5 separate regions of the Homo sapiens genome follow, and regions 2, 3, 4 and 5 are each linked to region 1. Evidence: chromatin contacts called from ENCODE Hi-C or POLR2A ChIA-PET data. All regions are on one chromosome and are shown on one strand. The core of a region is the stretch at or near the end of the contact, and the rest is flanking DNA. Distances in the headings are between cores, read along the strand shown. Region 1 has its middle 12 kb from the start of HDHD5-AS1. Region 2 overlaps CECR2 (CECR2 histone acetyl-lysine reader). Region 3 overlaps CECR2 (CECR2 histone acetyl-lysine reader). Region 4 overlaps ATP6V1E1 (ATPase H+ transporting V1 subunit E1). Region 5 overlaps CECR2 (CECR2 histone acetyl-lysine reader).

Evidence for each region. Hi-C counts contacts between places; a loop is a spot of excess contacts on that map. ChIA-PET counts read pairs that join two places held with the same protein, here RNA polymerase II (POLR2A). Pooled maps may share reads with other maps.
Region 2: a map of gastrocnemius medialis shows a loop between it and region 1 (2.9-fold over the local background). The contact joins two enhancer-like sites. A Hi-C loop is called at or near these places in 13 of 168 maps with a recorded cell type or tissue (GM13976, GM20431, Ramos and 10 more), 1 of 37 single-sample maps with no recorded cell type and 4 of 50 pooled maps. POLR2A ChIA-PET finds 5 or more read pairs at or near these places in 10 of 52 experiments (A549, CD8-positive, alpha-beta memory T cell, MCF 10A and 6 more).
Region 3: a loop to region 1 is called in a pooled map, with 8 times the contacts of the local background. The contact joins two enhancer-like sites. A Hi-C loop is called at or near these places in 1 of 168 maps with a recorded cell type or tissue (gastrocnemius medialis), 8 of 37 single-sample maps with no recorded cell type and 8 of 50 pooled maps. POLR2A ChIA-PET finds 5 or more read pairs at or near these places in 6 of 52 experiments (CD4-positive, alpha-beta T cell, GM12878, HCT116 and 3 more).
Region 4: a map of B cell shows a loop between it and region 1 (13-fold over the local background). The contact joins two enhancer-like sites. A Hi-C loop is called at or near these places in 1 of 168 maps with a recorded cell type or tissue (B cell) and 4 of 50 pooled maps. POLR2A ChIA-PET finds 5 or more read pairs at or near these places in 1 of 52 experiments (Panc1).
Region 5: a loop to region 1 is called in a pooled map, with 2.5 times the contacts of the local background. The contact joins two enhancer-like sites. A Hi-C loop is called at or near these places in 1 of 168 maps with a recorded cell type or tissue (pancreas) and 2 of 50 pooled maps. POLR2A ChIA-PET finds 5 or more read pairs at or near these places in 8 of 52 experiments (A673, B cell, Caco-2 and 5 more).

Annotation. Positions count from the first base shown.
Region 1 is chr22:17,170,405-17,173,104 of GRCh38, forward strand. No RefSeq gene overlaps it. Among named protein-coding and RNA genes, the nearest start is that of HDHD5-AS1, 12 kb to the left of the region's middle. RefSeq lists an enhancer at 761-1,262 and a silencer at 1,113-1,542. Within about 2 kb of position 1,252, at least 38 of the 41 ENCODE cell types and tissues checked have a DNase peak (open chromatin) inside an H3K27ac peak, as active enhancers do; they include B cell and gastrocnemius medialis, where a contact is called at or near this core.
Region 2 is chr22:17,485,127-17,487,826 of GRCh38, forward strand. All of the region lies in intron 2 of CECR2 (CECR2 histone acetyl-lysine reader), which reads left to right. Among named protein-coding and RNA genes, the nearest start is that of SLC25A18, 77 kb to the right of the region's middle. Within about 2 kb of position 1,390, at least 3 of the 41 ENCODE cell types and tissues checked have a DNase peak (open chromatin) inside an H3K27ac peak, as active enhancers do; they include gastrocnemius medialis, where a contact is called at or near this core.
Region 3 is chr22:17,435,432-17,438,131 of GRCh38, forward strand. The region is part of intron 1 of CECR2 (CECR2 histone acetyl-lysine reader); the gene reads left to right. Among named protein-coding and RNA genes, the nearest start is that of CECR2, 67 kb to the left of the region's middle. RefSeq lists an enhancer at 135-695. Within about 2 kb of position 1,365, at least 5 of the 41 ENCODE cell types and tissues checked have a DNase peak (open chromatin) inside an H3K27ac peak, as active enhancers do.
Region 4 is chr22:17,593,372-17,596,071 of GRCh38, forward strand. ATP6V1E1 (ATPase H+ transporting V1 subunit E1) reads right to left here. Exons shown (of 9, transcript NM_001696.4): 8 at 1,158-1,245. Among named protein-coding and RNA genes, the nearest start is that of SLC25A18, 31 kb to the left of the region's middle. Within about 2 kb of position 1,385, at least 4 of the 41 ENCODE cell types and tissues checked have a DNase peak (open chromatin) inside an H3K27ac peak, as active enhancers do; they include B cell, where a contact is called at or near this core.
Region 5 is chr22:17,527,990-17,530,689 of GRCh38, forward strand. All of the region lies in intron 9 of CECR2 (CECR2 histone acetyl-lysine reader), which reads left to right. Among named protein-coding and RNA genes, the nearest start is that of SLC25A18, 34 kb to the right of the region's middle. Within about 2 kb of position 1,267, at least 2 of the 41 ENCODE cell types and tissues checked have a DNase peak (open chromatin) inside an H3K27ac peak, as active enhancers do.

The DNA.
Region 1 (2,700 bases), core at 2-2,501:
AAATAAAAAATAAAAATAAAAAAATTAGGGAGGGCGTGGTGGCTCACGCCTGTAATCCCAGCACTTTGGGAGGCCGAGGTGGGCAGATCATGAGGTCAGGAGTTCAAGACCAGCCTAGTCAACATGGTGAAACCCCGTCCCTACTAAAAATACAAAAATTAGCCAGGTGTGGTGGCGCACACCTGTAATCCCAGCTACTCGGGGGGCTGAGGCAGGATAATTGCTTGAACCCGGGAGGCAGGGGTTGCAGTGAGCCGAGATCGCACCATTGCACTCCATCTGTGGGCGACAGAGCAAGACTCCATCTCGAAAAAAATAATAATACAAAATTAGCCGGGCATGGTGGTGTGCGCCTGTGGTCCAGATGAGGCAGGAGAATAGCCTGAACCCAGGAGGTGGAGGCTGCAGTGAGTTGAGATTGTGCCACTGCACTCCAGTCTGGGGAACAGAGTGAGACCCTGTCTCAAAAAAAAAAAAAAAGAGTTCAGAACAGTGTGGATACTGTGCTGCCTTTTATATGAGAGCAGGAAAAAATATATATATTTGCTTTTGTTTATTTTGCATAAAGAAACACAAGAAACTAAGCCTGGTGGGAGAATGGGTGGGATGGGAAAGAGGACAGTGGAAAACAGAGGTGGATAGAAGCCTTTCGAATGTGTTCCTTTTCATACTTTTTGAATTTTTGAAATGTGATTGTATATAGATTCATTTTAATTTTAAATGTAATTAAAATTTAAAATTCATTACGGCACTACTCTCTCATCCTGTACTATGGGCTCTACCCTTTTTTGTTTGTTTGTTTTTGTTTTGTTTTGAAGAGACAGAGTCTCGCTGTTTTCCCCAGGCTGGTCTAGAACTCCTGGGCTCTAGCGCCCCGCCTGGGCCTCCCAGAATGCGGGACTACAGGCGCCGCCACCACCCGGCGTCTACTCTAAATGCATAGAGGCCAGGATGACCCAAGGTCACCAGCGGCCGATGCTGCCTGGCAGGGGCTTGAGGCCGGGAGGGGACCCTGCGGACAGGCGAGACCATGTGTGATCTGTGGGAAGCAACTAAACCGGCGTATTCGCGGCAGGGGAGCTCTGTGCCGTCCCGCGGCCCCACCCCGCTCTGCCATGGGAAGCCGTAGCTTGGCGCTGCCCACAGTGACGCGAGGGACTCCGAGGGCACCCGGGCCGGGGTGGACACGGGAGTGGGCCCGGGCGCGGCCGGCAGGGGGCAGCAGCGCCGCGCCGCCCGCGCAGTTCCACAGGTGCGCCGAGCCTGGGGCCATCGCCTCCCTCCGGCCGCCGTCCCCAGCGAATCGCCGCCTGCGTTCTGCCGTTTCCCCGCCACCGCAGCCACCCGGGGCCCGGGGGGCCGCAGCCATCCGCAAGCCGCGGGGCGGCGGGACCGGGCGGGCCGCTAGGGACGCCGGACGAAGGGAGCCCGCGGGCGGGGTCTGGGCGCCTACATCCTTGCTCCCAGGGAGGAAGGGACAGGAAACTGAAGCTGTTTCCGGGGCTGACCCCGGCCAGAGAGAGCAGGGCTCGGGAGAGTCGGCGCGTCCCGGAGGCGGCGCCCCCTGGAGGCCGGTGTGCTTTGGCTCTGCAGCGGGGGAGATTAGGGGTGGAGGCCGACCGATCCCACTCAGCCAGGACTGGCAGGCGCCGGGAGCTCACTGGGAGGCAAGTGCCGACCCCCGAAACCCACTCCAGACAAGCGAAGAAAACAGCTCTGTGTCCCAGGACGAGCACATACCTACTGTCACCCACTGTGCGACCTGGAAGAGTTACTGACCCTCTCTGGGCCTTAATCAGTCATCAGAAACACAAACGCGTAGATAAGATGGTCTTTAGGCCTCTCCCAGCTCTGCTATTCTGTGAATCTAAGAAACTCTAGTCCCTCCACCAGTCCCCACCCCGGGCTGGCTTCGCTTCAGGGAGGCCTGGCTGAGCTGGGGCCCTCATCCAAGGTCTTTGCACGGTTCCTCAGCAAAGGTGTTTTGGAAGGCTGGGTCCCACCCCTTCCCGGCGGAGGAAGAGGCTATTGGCTAAAAAGCCTGGACAAATTCAAAACCAGCAGCTCGGCCCCGGTTTTTTCGGAGCACAGCCAAACCCAAATCACACCTCTGCACCTACCTAGCTCCAGAGATCTAGACAGCATTTACAGCCCCCAAATGTTATTTTTACACCCTTTCCAGGCAGGGAAGGACAGAGGAGGGTAAGCTATTTTTAGGATGACTGCTATTTAAAGTAACATACTGGCCTGGCAAGGTGGCTCTGGCCTGTAATCCCAGTGCCTTGGGAGATACAGGCAGGAGAATCACGTGAGGCCATGAGTTCAATACTATCCTGGGCAACAAAAGGAGACCCCCATCTCTATTAAACAGCCGGGCGTGGTGGTGCGCGTCTGTCGTCCCAACTACTGGAGAGGCAGGCTGAGGCGGGAGGGTCCCTTGAGCCCAGGAGTTCAAGATTATAGTGAGCTATGATCACAGCACTGCCCTCCAGGCTGGGCAGTGAGACCCTGTCTCAAAACAATAAATTAAGTAACCTAGACTATGTATGTGAAAATAATATTTCCAACCCTAGCATGCTGACTTCATCTGAGCTTACAGATGCATTTTCATACAGTCCTCCCCAAGGGATCAGTTCCTGTGAGAGCCAAGGATGGCACCACTCATTGAAATCCTGACCATGGGAAGGCGTCATTTGGGAT
Region 2 (2,700 bases), core at 140-2,639, 310 kb after region 1:
GCTTCTCAAGAACACTCATTTAATCCTTCCGACAGCCCTCTAATAGAAAGTCCTCTCCCATCCTTCCATCAGGGATGAGGAATTTGAGGCACAGAGAAGTTAAATAAATTGCCCAAGGTTACACAGCTGGTAATTGAGACAGTACAGATCTGTTTCCTAGACCTCCGACTCCTAACTGCAGCCCCGTGCTGTCAATGAGAAGTACAGGAGAAAAGTGTTAAGTAAAACAGTTTTCCTTGAAAACAGGATTTTTAACTCTTTGACATACTAAGGAAGCCTGTGAACCCCATCTAAAAATAATGTTTTGAAATCATAAGATTACACCCGAACCCAATTATACTGAAAAGTAGTGAAGTATTGGCCGGGCGTGGTGGCTCACGCCTGTAATCTCAACACTCTTGGGAGGCCGAGGCAGGCCGCTCACATGAACTCAGGAGTTCGAGACCAGCCTGGGCAACATGGTGAAACCCCGGCTCTACAAAAAGTATTATACAAAAATTAGTGGGGTACAGTGGCGCACACCTGTAGTCCCAGGTACTCGGGAGGCTGAGGCAGGAGAATCAGTGGAGCCCAGGAGGCGGAGGTTGCAGTGGAGATGGTGCCACTGCACTCCAGCCTGGGTAGCAGAGTGAGACCCTGTCTCCAAAAAAGAAAAGAAAGTAAAGTATTGAAGAATGAAATTTTTGATATAGTTAGTGTTGTATTCATCTAACAGCAGAGCTAATTTCCCAAAATTACTGTCTTCAGATCTCAGTGAGCATAAGTGCTATTTGGAAATATCTGCAGTATCTATATGATTTCAGTAGAAATCAGTTATTTCTGTGGACCTCTGCTTTAAAACGTGGGTTTTGTTTGTTCTGTTTTTGTTTTGAAGACGAGATCTCACTCTTCAGCGCAGTCTTGAGTGCTGTGGCGCAGTCATAGCTGACTGCAGCCTCCAACTCCTGGGCTCAAGCCATCTTCTCACCTCAGCCTCCTAAGTAGCTGAGATGACAGGCAGGCACCACCGTGCCCATCTAAAAGGGTTTTTAAATCCTAGATTGATCTGCAGTTCATAGTCAACAACTTAGACGTAAAAGGAACCTCATCATCAAGTACAGTTTATTTTTTTACCTGAGGAAGCGAAGGCAAAACAAAACTGGTATAAGCCTGAGAGACATCGAGAATAAAGTCTCAATTCAAATGATTTTTTCAGGAATTTGTTCATTTTGTTGCCAAAATAAAGTGGTATAAAGTGGTATTTTCCTGGGTGTAAGGCGTGGGGCTGGACTCCGAGGAGGCCCCCGTGATGCTGTGGAACCCTGTGTGCCTGTATGTGACACGCCACTGGGGGCGTGTCAGTCACATGCTAGTGTTCACTGTCACACTCTGGGGACGCCCCTTGCGGCTTGGATGAAGCGTCAGCCACTGGGAAAGCCCACATGGCTGGGAACGCGGGTGGCCTTGAGGAGCTGAGGGCAAGCCTTACTACAGCTGTGCATTCTCCCCAGGAAAAACTAGGCCATTAGAAAGAATGTTAGGCAAATAATGCAAGTCACAGAAGCATACACACCAGTGACTTATTAAGTGTAAGGCAAGGAGAACCAAATAAGGATACATATATATGGAAAACTTACGAAGAAGATCAAGTGAAAGCTTATCGCAATTCAGGAAAGTTATCATACCTGGTGAGCAGGGAGAAGACAGAAGGTATGAATAAGCGCGAGTGGTGATTCTCCAGCCTTACCACACAATCACCTAAGGGTGGTTACAACACAAATCGCTGGGCCTCACCAGCGTTTCATTCCGTAGGCTTGGGCTGGGGCCTGGGAACCTGCATGCTGTGCAAGTTCTGGGTGGTGCTGATGCTGCACGCTGCTGGTCCAGGACTTCGCTGGAAGGTCACTAATCTAAGGCATTGCTCACTTTCTGTTTTTCAGCTCGATGGTGAAATGTGGATTCTTCATTTTTGACAATTCTTTGCCTTTCTCTTTCAATATAAAACTTAAGCAGAGTTTTGATTTGATGCTAACACGTTCTTTGCAACACTACATACTTTTTCTTCTATATTCTCCCTGGAATTGCAAATCTGGTCAGTGGGTTTTATGGTCCTGTATCAATAAAAATACTTTAGGAATTTAACTAGTGGCTCTTTCAGCACTTTTGTTTTCCACTGGGAAGTAACCTGGCAAATTGAGCACTGGGTGGAAAATAGGAACTTCTGATTTGCTCTTCACTGTCAAAGTAAAGCTACGATTGAATCAAACTGTGTTTTGAGCTACGGTTTAAGCAGCGTAAAAATATTTTTCATTGGTTGGGCGCGGTGGCTCATGCCTGTAATCCCAGCACTTTGGGAGGCCGAGGCGGGTGGATCACTAGGTCAGGAGATAGAGACCATCCTGGCTAACGCGGTGAAACCCCGTCTGTACTTAAAAAATATAAAAAATCAGCCGGGTTTGGTAGCGAGCGCCTGTAGTCCCAGCTACTGAGGCAGGAGAGTGGTGTGAACCCGGGAGGCAGAGCTTGCAGTGAGCCGAGATCGCGCCATGCACAAGCCTGGGTGTCTCAAAAAAATTTTTTTCATTAAATACTCATGATGATAATACTTACTGCTAAAATGTTTTTCCTTTTGTCCGTACATCTTTAGTAGAGTGCTCTTTATAGAACGCAGACTGATTTGTGCTTCAGTATGGTCTTCACCCACTGTCCTGTGGCTTACAC
Region 3 (2,700 bases), core at 115-2,614, 270 kb after region 1:
TTATAATTGTAAGATCTCACTTTTGTGAATTGCTGATTAGAATTCACAAAAGTTAGATCCATGGTGCAGTGCCTCTTCTCTCATCTCTAAGTTTAGGAAGCCCTCAGCACCTTTTGAACTGTGTAACCTGACAAGAAAGATGTCTGGGGAATTAGCAAGTTCTATTTTTGTTTGGTCCAGTGAAAATTCTGGACAGGCCACAAACACATTCTAGGGAGTCTAGAATAGACTCCCTTGAGCTCTTTTAATTCTTAAAAAAAAAAAAAAAAAAAAAAAAAACAGGAGCAGGACCATCCAACTTAATCCAGTGAAACGGTGATTTTTTCTCATAGTCATCCCATCCCTTATACAGTGTCTCTCTGGCCAAATTAATTAATACATCAGATGTTCTGAAACACACTGTACTAAATTAGATTTGGGGTCATAGCTATGAATTATCAGTCATCCTCCAAGGGTGCTGGGCAAAGCAAAGGTAAATTTTTTGAAACTTTAGTTTCTTTCTTTTCTTTTCTTTACCTTCTTTCTTTCCCTTCCTCCCTCCCTCCCTCTGTCTGTCTCGCTCTGTCACCCAGGCTGGAGTGCAGTGGCACCATCTCAGCTCACTGCAACCTCCGCCTCCTGAGTTCAAGAGATTCTCCTGCCTCAGCCTCCTGGGTGGCTGGGACTACAGGTGCGTGTCACCACGCTCAGTTAATTTTTTATATTTTTAGTAGAGACGGGGTTTCACGGTGTTAGCCAGGATGGTCTTGATCTCCTGATCTCGTGATCTGCCCGCCTCGGCTTCCCAAAGTGCTGGGATTGCAGGTGTGAGCCACTGCACCCGGCCTTTAGTTTCTTGATGTACCATTTGCTGTTAGCTTAAATTATGCCAACTACAGCCCAAGCTTAATTCAACATTTAAATAAAGTTCTATGCACAATAATACAACACAGCACTTCTATTATAGCAACAACATTAGCTGTCTCTAGTTCCTAAAATAAGAAACTGGAGTGACGGAAGAAAGACTTGGGTTGCTTGTTCCCACCTTTGACTTGTAAACTTCCTTAATGGTCTTTCATCAGATGCTTAAGCTGCCAGAGTATCCCTTATGAATTAACCAGCTACTCTGTGGGAAACTGCTTTTGTACTACTTCCAATTCTGACAACCTTTTTCTCAAGTTGAGCTGCCTCTGTTCCTACTTCTGAAATGCCTGTGCAATGCTGACTGAGTTTGTCACCAGTAAGTTCTCCCCAGACAGGGAAGTCCTGCGGGACCAGTATCAGTCCTCAGTCAGGAAGAGGTTGTATAAATAGCGGGTGCTCACACTCTAGAAAAAGGGGCGGAGGAGAAGGTAAGTGTTGAGCCCCAGATGTGAACTCCTATTTTTGTTTCAGGGTAATTAATGTTTCCTTAAGTGAGCTAAGCCTTGGGCTCTTGCGCCTCTGGCTTTCAGGCCTGAATCAGCAATCTTTAGGCAGGAACTGGGGGTGGGGAAAAGGATTTTGTATTTCATGTCATCCCCAAATGAATGAAGTAATATGAGAGCAGCACTTTCTGAAGCTTGGCCTTGAGGCTGGAGAATGGGTTGTGGAAGGTGAAAACTTTCCTTTTAAAATCCTAGTGACTTGGGGAGAACTGGCCTCTGACAAGTCTCTTGCTGCAGTCTGATGACTGCAGCTCTCAGAGATGCTGTTGGGTTGTCTGGTGTTTGTTTCTAGTTCTCTGCTCGAGTGTTAGTGCCATTAGATGGTCTTGCCCCTGTCTGCGGTTCTGCCTTCCATGTCTTCCCCTTCCCCCTTGGCCTCCTAAATTAGATACATTCCCCCTCTGCTCCCAGACGTCTCCATCTCCTCATCCCCTGACAGAGCAATCATTTATCAAGTTGTTTCACGCGTTGTCGGGAGGGGGGCCCTGGGGACTCAGTTTGTTTCGTCCCTTTGTTGAAGCTCCACAGGATCGGCCAGCTTAGTCTCCAGCCAACTGCTGAGAGTTGCTGGACTCCAGGAGCAAATGTTAAAGGGGCCGCCTTTCATCTACTTGCTGTGACTTCAACCTTTCTATTTAAATTCCAGCTTATTGGAACTCACATACGTACACTTCCTCGACATGTTTTTGATCATATGATATTTCTTTTTCATTATGTACCTCCCCATCCATACCATCACTGAGGACCTGAAATAGATTTTTCATAGTATATTACTGTAGACATACTTTGTAAGTAGGAGTTCCTGCTTTTTTATGACTTCTTTTTATGTATGCTTTGACTTATCAAGGTGTCACACTGTTGACCATAGAAATTTCTAAATAGTATAGGGATTAAAAAAAATTTTAAAGTTTGTCAGACTTTAAAATGCAAGGTGAGCATCACTGCTTCTTAGCAGGAGTGATGAAGGTTTTCCATAGTGTCTACAAAGATAAAAGGAAAAATTTCCTTCGACTTCAAGGATGTATAGTGTGAATGTTAACCAATGTTGACCATGAATTTGAAAGATGGATGTTACTCACTGTAACTTAATAGTTTAAAAGGACAAAGTTTCTTTTGTGGAGTAATAGAAATGAGACTTTAATGTTAATGAAAATTTTTTTCTGTGATCTAGGAATATTTCCTCCCAGTATTTTATTATGAAAACTTCCAAATGAACAGAAAAGTTGAAAGAATTGTACATTATATTTGGGGTTTTAAAAATGCATTTCTTTAGCAAGCTGAATATTACATGCAG
Region 4 (2,700 bases), core at 135-2,634, 420 kb after region 1:
TTCAACAAACATTTACTGAGTGCCTACTATGGCCACAGCAGCTGCAAAGAACACTTCCAATGCCAGCTTAGGCTGGAAGCACTTGCTACAGCCACTGATGAATCCTTAGGAGAACTTAACCCTGGACTTCCAAGGCTCGGCTGTCCAACAGGGCAGTCCTAGCTACAGATGGTTATTGTGTGCTGAGAAACTGAATTTTTCGGTTTAATTAAATATCCGTAAGTGAGTAGTGGCTATGATACTGGATGGGACAGTGGCTACTAGGAAACAATGTTCTGAGGTTTAAGTTACCAGAATATGAAAAAATCAAGGTGAAAGTGCTTTAGTTATAAGACAAGTATCTGCATAAACAGTAAACTGCATATCTAGGTCAGGGAATAACTAGGTTGGCAGCCACAGCAATAGACTCCCACTAGAAGTCTAGAAGATGCCCAGCATTTTAGAACAAATGGAATTTTCCTGGCTTGTTTCCTAGAGTTCCTGTGTACAAATCTGGAAACATCTGAAAAGCCAGCAGCTTTATGATAATTCCTTTAAATAAGTATTTGTGTCTGAGCACGGTGGCTCACACCTGTAATCCCAGCACTTTGGGAGGCCAAGGCGGGTGGATCACCTGAGGTCAGGAATTTGATAACAGCCTGGCCAACATGGTGAAACCCCGTCTCTACTAAAAATACAAAATTAGCCGGGTGTGGTGGCAGGTGCCTGTAATCCCAGCTACTCGGGAGGCTGAAGCAGGAGAATCGCTTGAACCTGGGAGGTGGAAGTTGCAGTGAGCCAAGACTGCACTCCAGCCTGCGCAAAAAAGAGTGAAACTCCATCTCAAAAAAGCAAAACAAAACAAAAAAACACAAGTATTTGCTTTAGTTCCCATCACTCCTGTTAGAGAAAGAACTTGTCAGCACCTTACATGTAGTAAAATGTACATATTCGAATCCTAGGTCAACAAAACACTTGTTCTGACCCCAAATTCACCCTCATGTAAATGTTACCACCTCAGCAAATGCTACTACATGCCCAATTCTCATTCTTTTTGAGAAAATGTCCAAAACTGGAAAGACAGCAACAAATCCCAAATACCAGTGAATGGACACGTGTTCTCTGTCCCACTTCAAAGTAACAGCAGACCAACTACCAAGAAGTACCCCCACACTCACCTGCTGGGCTATGAGATCCAGCCGGCTTTCCAGGGTGTTGGAAACCTTTATTTTACGATCTCCATTATAGATCTCAACTCCACCAGCTCTGCAAAAAAAAAAGCACAGGAAATAATCATTTTCAAAGACTTGAGAAAGATACATGGTACCCTTTACTCCCGCAGAGGAATGCCCTTGTCTTGGTGTGTAGACTGCGCAACCTAAGCAACAGGCTTGAAAGGAACTGAAAAAGCTTCTGAAGATGTAACGCACAGTTGGTTTCAGGAAACCCCAGTCCCCGCCTAGATGTCCATTATATGAAACAGCGTAGTATTTGCATACAACCATCACACATCCTCCCCTATATTGCAAATCATGTCTACAGCACTTAAAATAGCTAATACGATGTAAATGGTTGTTATACCGTAGTGTTTAGGGAGTGAAAAGAAAAAGTTGGTTGAATTCACAGGTGTGGACCCCAAAGATACAGAGAACTGACTGTATTCATCTCAATAACTGTCATTTACCAAGTGACACTATGTGTCAATTTGTTTTGTTTTTTTTGAGACTCGCTCTGTTGCCCAGGCAGGAGTGCAATGGTGCGATCTTGGCTCACTGCAACCTCTGCCTCCCGAGTTCAAGCAATTCTCCTGCGTCAGCCTCCCCAGTAGCTGGGATTACAGGCACCTGCCATCACGCCTGGCTAATTTTTGTATTGTTGTAGAGACGGGGTTTCACCATGTTGGCCAGGCTGGTCTTGAACTCCTGACCTCAGGTGATCCGCCCACCTCTGCCTCCACAAGTGTTGGGATTACAGGAGTGAGTCACCGCGCCCAGCCTGTGTCAATTTGATTTTATGTTACAAAACCTGTTTTAATTATCACAGCCAGCCCTCCCCAACAAAATGAAAAAGAGAGGATTTCATCTCAGTTTGCAAATCACTCAATCCTCATCTGAATGTTTTCTTAAGCCCAATCCTGCTCATTACTGATGAGGCCCTATCACGACTGCATGTGTGTCTGATAAAAGATGCCACTGCTGGCCGGGCGTGGTAGCTCACCCCTGTAATCCCAGCACTTTGGGAGGCCGAGGTGCTCCCAAACTCAAGTTTGAGGCCAGCCTGGCCAACATGGCGAAAGCCTGTCTCCACTAAAAATACAAAAATTAGCTGGGCATGGTGGGGCGTGCCTGTAGTCCCAGCTACTTGAGAGACTGAGGCAGGAGAATTGCTTGAACCCAGGAGGCAGAGGTTGCAGCAAGCCGAGATCACACCACTGCACTCCAGCTTGGGTGACAGAAAGAGACCCTTACTCAAAATACAACAACAACAACAAAAAAAGAGGCTGGGTGCGGTGGCTCACGCCTGTAATCCCAGCTCTTTGAGAGGCCGAGGTGGGCAGATCACGACATCAGGAGATTGAGACAATCCTGGCTAACAAGGTGAAACCCCGTCTCTACTAAAAATACAAAAAAAATTAGCGAGGCATGGTGGCGGGTGCCTGTAGTCCCAGCTAATCGGGAGGCTAAGGCAGGAGAATGGTGTGAACCTGGGAGGTGGAGCTTG
Region 5 (2,700 bases), core at 17-2,516, 360 kb after region 1:
AGCTTAGATGTTCCTTAGAAAACTAAAAAGAGAGCTACCATAAAATCTATTAATCCCACTGCTGGGTATACACCCAAAAGAAAGGAAATCAATATATTGAAGAGATAACTACACTCCCATATTTTTTGCAGCTCTGTTCACAATAGCCAAGATTTGGAAGCAACCTAAGTGTCCGTCAGCAAATGAATGGATAAAGAAAATGTGGTACTGATACACAAGGGAGTACTATTCAGCCATAAAAACAGAAAGATGCAGTCGTTTGCAACAACATGGATAGAACTGGAGGTTATTATTTTAAATGAAATAAGACAGGCACAGAAAGACAAACATTGGATATTCTCACTTACTTGTGGGATCTAAAAATCAAAATAATTGAACCCGTGGAGATAGAGGGGAAAAGGATGGTTACCAGAGGCTGGGAACGATAGTGGAGGGTTGGGGAGAGGTAGGATGGTTAATGGGTACAAAAAAAATAGTTATTATGAATGAATATGATCTGGCATTTGATAGCACAGCAGAGAAGTATGGCTTTTTTTTTCTTTTCTTTTCTTTTTTGTTATTTTTGAGACAGAGTCTCACTCTTTTGCCCAGGCTAGAGTGCAGTGGCATGATCTGGTCTCACTGCAACCTCCACTTCTCAGGTTCAAGTGATTACCATGCCTCAGCCTCCCAAGTAGCTGTGATTACAGGTGTACACTACCACACCCGGCTAATTTTTGTATTTTTAGTAGAGATGGGGTTTTGCCGTGTTGGCCAGGCTGGTCTTGAACTCCTGGCCTCAAGTGATCCATCTGCCTCAGCCTCCCAAAGTGCTGGGAATACAAGCGTGAGCACACACCCAGCCAGAAGTACTATTTTCATTCCAGTGGTGAGAAGGTGGAGAGTAGACAAATATTGTGGGATAATAGTGGTGAGTGATCTGAAGTAAAATTAGGCAGGTTTACAGGTAAAGAGTGACATGGCTGGGCGTGGTGGCTCCATCTGTGGTCCCAGCTACTTGGGAGGCTGTGGCAGGAGGACCCCTTGAGCGCAGGAGATCGAGGCTGCAGTGAGCGCTGATTTCCCCTGCTGAACACAGCCTGGGTGATAGAGCAAAACCCTGTCTCAGACAAAAAAGAAAGCCCTCTCTGAAGATTTGACATTTAAATAAAGTGAATGAGGTTGACCCGTGAGTGCCTGAAGCGGAAGGCGCAGTGCAGACAAGAGCAGAGGCACGGAGGCAGGGATATGCAGCAGGAAGTCCAGGGCGAGGCTGCAGCGGAGGGGAGCAAAGCAAGCACAGGAAGGCTGGCTGGAAGTCCCGGCGCGGCTGGAGCGGAGCAGAGCAGAGCAAGCACAGGAAGGCTGGCTGGGCATGAATTGAGTCCTACCAGGTAGCCCAGGGTCGCATTGGGATGGGCTGTGCAGACCTTGTTAGAAGGGTTAAATGGGCTGGGCGCCGTGGCTCACGGTTGTAATCCCAGCACTTTGGAAGGCCGAAGTGGGCGAATCACGAGGTCAGGAGATCAAGACCATCGTGACTAACACGGTGAAACCCCGTCTCTACTAAAAATACAAAAAATTAGCCAGGCGTGGTGGCACATGCCTGTAGTCCCAGCTACTCGGGAGGCTGAGGCGGGAGAATGGCGTGAACCCGGGAGGCGGAGCTTCCAGTGAGCCGAGATCGCCCCACCGCACTCCAGCCTGGGCGACAGAGCAAGATTCCGTCTCAAAAAAAAAAAAAAAGGAAGGATTAAATGAAAACAGGACAGTCTCTGACACACATTTAAAGTCACAAATGATAGTTTTCTTTGTTTGAGACAAAGTCTCGCTCTGCCTCCCATGATAGTTCTTATGGAAGGAATTTTTGTAAGCCATAAGATACTTACAATAACCTTTTCCAGACTTTTTAGTAGCTTCCAACTACAAAAAAAGAGAAATAATCAATTATGTACTAATCAGACACTTTTAAAAATTACAACAGTTTATTCAGAGAAACAAGCTTTGTGTGACATTCTAAGCGGATTTTATTCTGCAGGTCCTTTTAACATAATGAGTAATATTTGTGTTGGGAATGACTGAGAAGAAATTTCATAATGATGTGAAGATCTACCTGTAAATAGTTCCTCTGTCGTATGCTGGTATTTATATTCTAGCATCTCAACAGTGCTGATGGTCACTCATCTTGGAGTTCCCTGAATTTTTTTTTTTTTTCAAAACTCCTGTAATGTTACATTACCCATACTTTTGTTGTTGCTGCTGTTGTTGTTGTTTTGAGACGGAGTGTCGCTCTGTCGCCCAGGCTGGAGTGCAGTGGTGCCGCGCCCGGCACATGACTGCATACTTTCAAGGAGAGGACTCAGAGCTTTTATTTATTTAAAGAAACTTGAAAGGAGGAAAGTGGATTAAGAAAAAAAAAATAAGGCCAGGCGCGGTGGCTCACGCCTGTAATCCCAGCACTTTGGGAGGCTGAGGCAGGCAGATCACGAGGTCAGGAGATTGACACCATCCTGGCCAACATGGTGAAACCCCGTCTCTACTAAAAATACAAAAAAAAAATTAGCCGGGCATGGTGGCGTGCACCTGTAGTCCCAACTACTCGGGAGGCTGAGACAGGAGAATTGCTTGAATTCGGGAGGCAGAGGCTGCAGTGAGCTGAGATCATGCCACTGCATTCCAGCCTGGGCAACAGAGCGAGACTCTGTCCCCCTCAAAAAAGAA